Linked DNA regions of Homo sapiens: region 2 is linked to region 1. Evidence: read pairs that join two places in POLR2A ChIA-PET (ENCODE). Cell type or tissue: Panc1. All regions are shown on one strand.

What was found. ChIA-PET counts read pairs that join two places held together with the same protein. Peaks named below come from ENCODE experiments on the same cell type or tissue, not always from the same donor. Only the 100,000 strongest peaks of a DNase experiment are listed, where the experiment ranks them.
Region 2: POLR2A ChIA-PET joins it to region 1 with 6 read pairs; 2 of 35 experiments call an interaction of 5 or more read pairs at or near these places.

Annotation. Positions count from the first base shown.
Region 1 is chr7:39,464,185-39,466,684 of GRCh38, forward strand. It overlaps POU6F2 (POU class 6 homeobox 2), which reads left to right. Exons shown (of 10, transcript NM_001370959.1): 10 at 1-2,500. The coding sequence ends at 502. All of the region lies in intron 2 of LOC105375238 (a long non-coding RNA gene), which reads right to left. Among named protein-coding and RNA genes, the nearest start is that of POU6F2-AS1, 59 kb to the left of the region's middle. RefSeq lists an enhancer at 818-1,319. In Panc1, CTCF peaks have their summits at 976 (motif pointing left) and 1,268; a DNase peak (open chromatin) is centred at 957; H3K27me3 peaks cover 225 bases.
Region 2 is chr7:39,353,502-39,356,001 of GRCh38, forward strand. The region is part of intron 5 of POU6F2 (POU class 6 homeobox 2); the gene reads left to right. Among named protein-coding and RNA genes, the nearest start is that of SNORA20B, 26 kb to the left of the region's middle. RefSeq lists enhancers at 1-498, 499-1,076. In Panc1, no CTCF peak of the experiment used is centred here; no DNase peak of the experiment used is centred here; H3K4me3 peaks cover 382 bases; H3K27ac peaks cover 517 bases.

The sequences.
Region 1 (2,500 bases):
CACCATCCTGAGAAGCCACTTTTTCCTACCACAGGAAGCCCAAGAGAACACTATAGCTAGCAGTCTGACAGCCAAACTGAACCCTGGCCTTTTGTATCCTGCCAGGTTTGAAAAGCTGGACATCACCCCTAAAAGTGCCCAGAAGATCAAGCCGGTGCTTGAGCGGTGGATGGCTGAGGCTGAGGCCCGCCATCGAGCAGGTATGCAGAACCTGACCGAGTTTATCGGGAGTGAACCATCCAAAAAGCGCAAGCGGCGCACCTCCTTCACACCCCAGGCCCTTGAGATCCTCAATGCCCACTTTGAGAAGAACACACACCCTTCTGGGCAGGAAATGACCGAAATTGCTGAGAAGCTGAACTATGACCGAGAAGTAGTTAGAGTTTGGTTCTGCAATAAGAGGCAAGCCCTGAAGAACACAATTAAACGCTTAAAACAGCACGAGCCGGCCACGGCAGTCCCTTTGGAGCCCTTAACAGACTCTCTGGAAGAAAACTCCTAAAGAGATGCCCACCCATAATCAGAAGCAAAATTCACAGAAACTAAACTCCACCCTTGGGACTCCACAACAACAACAACAACAAAATTTAATTTAATTTAAAAATAGCCCCAGTCGTCATCACCCTTGTAAGTAAATGACTAAGAAAACTACCAAGTGGACAGAATGGTTTCTACATGTCCGTTGGTTTTCCAAAAAGGAAAGAAGAAAATTTTTAGAAAATTTTTAAACAAGGAATACACCACACTGAAGGTGTGTGTGGTAGGATAGTTCCCTTCCCCCACCTGTCTCCCCCAAAGCCAGTTTTTTAATGGACTTAAAGCAAACCAAATAACCACGTACTTTTTTCTGTATATTATGAAAATGTGAACACATTTTAAGGAAAAAGAAAAAAAAAAACTAAACCAAAAACCAACAACGAAGGAACAAAAACTTTGATCTGTTCAAAGCGAATACAAGCCTGCCACCTGGAGGAAGGACTGCACCCCTTCAGGTACTAAGTGCTGATTCACTATGAAACCTATTAACCAAAGTCAGAAACATGGCATTGCAACGCGATCGTTCGTCTACGCTTCTCCGCACGTAAAGTTGTGTTACGAATTTTTACATTTGTACTAACAGAACAATAGGAAGCCTGATTTCTCCCATCTTTCCCATCTACTGTCTCCACCCATGGGGTGGGTACCATTGTTGAAGCCATTCTGTGAGGCTCACTATTGGGTTTTTTTGTGGGGGTGGTAGGGAGGGTGGTCTTTTTTCTTTGTCTTTCTTTTTGACGGGAGGGCATCCTGGATCGTGTGCCAAAGCATTTGTTGCTTTTTTCTCACTATGACTTGTGGGTTTGAGAAAAGAAAATGGAGCTCGCATTTCTCTCTTTTCCTCCATTTCTCCATCTCCCTCGCGCGTGGCTCCTGGGGTCTGCTGGAAGGCCACAGAAGTGGGGAGAAGCAGTGTCTTTTCCACTCAGATCCTAGTGAAATGCAGGAGAGACTCCAAAATAACTAGGGCTTTGCTCGATGAACTGTCAACACTGGCATAAGCTGTAATTGTGCTCACTGTCCACACCAGAGCTTGGGATTTTTCTCAGTCTGTTGGCCACGTACATGGAGAGCTGACCAAAACTAATTTTGTAATATAAACATAAGCTGCACATTTGGTTCAATACTTACATCTATGTTATGCTTCTGTGCAAAGCAATTTCTCTCAGAAGTCTGATAGCCAAAGAAATGTCTCAAGATTTCAGTCAAATACACACATGACATGCACACACCCATAAACACACACACAAAGAAACAGGCTAAAAAGAAAGTGATAGCAACTGGATCATTAAAGGCCATCGTGTATCCTGTTAATCTCATCTTTTCTGCTACTTCTTTCATTCCAATAGCGATGGCAGACTTTTTTCAGGGGGAATAATTACTCTTCGGGATATATAAATGGAGCAGAAAGGTGGCGGGCAAATTTAAACAACTGGAATTGGGGGCCAGGTTCTTCAGGGGAAAGGAAGTTTGAAGAAGCTTTCACCAAAAGAAAAAAATATAGAAGGGGCTTATCTAACAATCAGAATAGCCTGCAATATGAGAACTAGAGGATTATTTCCTTTAAAAAAAATAACTTAAAAGATCTGTGGGCCACAATAACCTAATAAGCAAGGACATGTTGGGATGTGAGGACGGCTGTGCAGGTGAGCACTTGGCAGCTGCCACTGGTGTTTTCACCCAGGTACAGGCAGACGGTGTTCCATTAAAGGAGCAGGCAAAAGAGAGCTGTCAATTTGCTTGCTGTTGAAATGTACATATTTATGCATAATTTATAATCATGCTAATGTATTATCTAGAAGTAAGTTGTGAAAGAAAAAAGAGAAACCCAATCTCAAGTTGCCCAACTGATTAGAAATGCCATCTCCTTCCCCTAATACACTCCCTCTCCCTGGGGAGTTTGAGTTTCTTCTGTTGGCTCCTTTGCTGTTTGTGTAAATGCTACAGTATAATTGTCCCCTCC
Region 2 (2,500 bases), 110 kb before region 1:
TAAAATGCTTTAAAATTTATTTAAAATCATCTAAGGGATTCTGTAAAGCATCCACTTATGGGGTGATCCATGTAGTTTGGGCAAATCAGTGGAATGGGGAAACATGACATTGTCTAGGGCTTTTCTTCCTTTCTTTTCCTGCCTGGGACGTTTTGAGAGAATGACTAAGCAGTGCTGGAGATTATGAATTTGCTTAAGTGTGAATGGCTGATTGCCCAGCAGGAGGCCCGGCCCTCCCCAAAGGTGATGGACTGGGGCTGCAGGTCTTCACACTTGATGCCTGGATTTGACTCGGAAAGTCTGCCAAGTCTTTTACTCGGAAATTTATCTTAATTAGATCTGAAAGACCTGCCACAGCAGAATAGTCACACCGATTAAAATGAAAAACAGGAGAAATTACTGATCAAATTAATCATAATGTCGGGTTACAGCTGTAGGTCTGATGTAATTTGCCACTCCAGTGAGTTACATCGGCCCAGGCCCGGGAAAGGAAGCTGGCTTTACGCTGATCCGTAACACCCGCCCGCTCCAGGCGGCCCGGCAGGAGGCTGATTCCATTCATTTTTCCTGGCTTGCTCTGACCTCCCTGCTGCAACTGGAAACAAATCAGGCACCAAACAAATGGGAGGTGGGGGGAACAGGGAGGGTAAACAAGAAATATTTTCTTTTCCAAGAGACTGTACTATTGTACTATTTCAAAATGGTGAGCTTTTTAATCTCAGCCGGGCGGGCCTGGGGCCCTGTGCTTGTTTGGCTTTGTGCTTTTGTTTTTTCCATTTAACCTCCTTTTAGTTTTACGTGTGGTGACCTGACATTGATTAGATGCAGAGTGGGAATCAAAAGGTCAGAGGACAAAACCTTTAGCTCTGAGCAATAGGAAAAAACCTTTAGAAAAATCTCCTTGCCAACATGGTTCTTCAACTAGGACATGGATTGAAATAATCTAAAGTGTCACAAGAGAGGAAGAAGAAACCTAGGCTGTGAGATCTGATTGTTCCAACATAGATATGGTCCTGGTGTTCTAATGTTTAGATAAACACCACTTTATACCATACCATGTGTTCAGGGTTGATGTGGACGGCGTATAGTATTTTTTAAAGAAAACACATCAGAGTCTAGATCCTTTTCATTGTATCTCCTTGAATCTCACTGTAGTTAATTCTTATCTCCCCATTAGAGATTCAAAGGAGACCCTAAAACACAAAGAAGGAGACCCAGTCTAGCCATTTCATTAGGAATTCTCAGAAGTTAGAATTTAGGAGGAATGTAAGACTTCTTGCTAACTATTTCTGCTTTATCAGGAAACTAGATAAAGAGAGTTCAGCCTTTCCTGAAGGAAATCATCTTAAAACAGAGATTATTGGAAAGGAGCAGGGAGAGGAGGTGTTCTTCCCAATCAATAGTTATCAGTTGCCTTTGGAGCAGTAAGAGCTCTCTTCTTGACCATATGATAGGTTGCCTAAATCCCATTTATTCATCACTGGGCCAGATGTTTATACTCTCTGCCCCCAGTCTGACAAGGCTCTCCCTCCCACCAGGAATGAATCTGGCACATTTTTAAAATGAGGATCCCTTGAACCAAGGAATAGGAAGACAGGCAGTCATGGAAACAGGCTGGCCCTGGCACTCAAGAGGCTGTGCCTTGGACCTTTCTAGGGATCCTTGTGAAGGATTAGGTGGGACCATGTGCCCAGATTGGGGAAGGGCATGGTGTTTTTCATGACATTGTGAGTGATTGCTAAATTGGTTTAGTAGTTTGTAACTAGCATTTTTAAAAGAAAATAATAAAAAGGAGTAGAAAATGCCAGAGCACAGAAAGGCTACAAATTTTTTTAAGGACACTTTCCTTTAAGTGATATACAAATGAACATATATAGTTACATGTTGAGAGATAGATCTAATTGTACATATATATTTTGTATGTATATATGTGTTGGCCTGAGATGTAAAATGTGTTTCTTCTTATGAGACAAGATCAGAAGAATTTGAAAAACCCTAGCCTGAAAGACCCAGCTTTTCAGGTAGACAGAGATGGGATTTCTTAGGTGTATAGCAGGCCAGGAAGCAGGTATATCAGTATCCCAACATATTGCATGTGATATGAGCCCCTAAACACCAAACACCCTTCCCAACAGTCAAAAAGAACGAAAAAGAAATGCCCACCACCCAGCCCCCCAGCCTTCGCCCACACACACGTATCTTCCAGGGAACTTCAAGTTTCAACATTATACCACTGCCTATGTGGTTGAAAACACACAGCAGATTAGTGGTTTAACAAGCCTATTAAAATGAGAGACTAAGTAATATATTAAAAGCTGACAAGTAGTCCCACCAAAAATGAGTAGATAATTCTAAAGAGAAAGTGAAAGGGAAAGAGAAACAGTGGGAAGGAAGCACAGAACCCCACAGGGATTAATTGGCTAATTTAGGCCCCTGGAAGCTGTGTCCCTCAGGAAGGTGCAAGTCGAAGGCCAGGTCCACAGGCCCCTGGTCAGAGAAG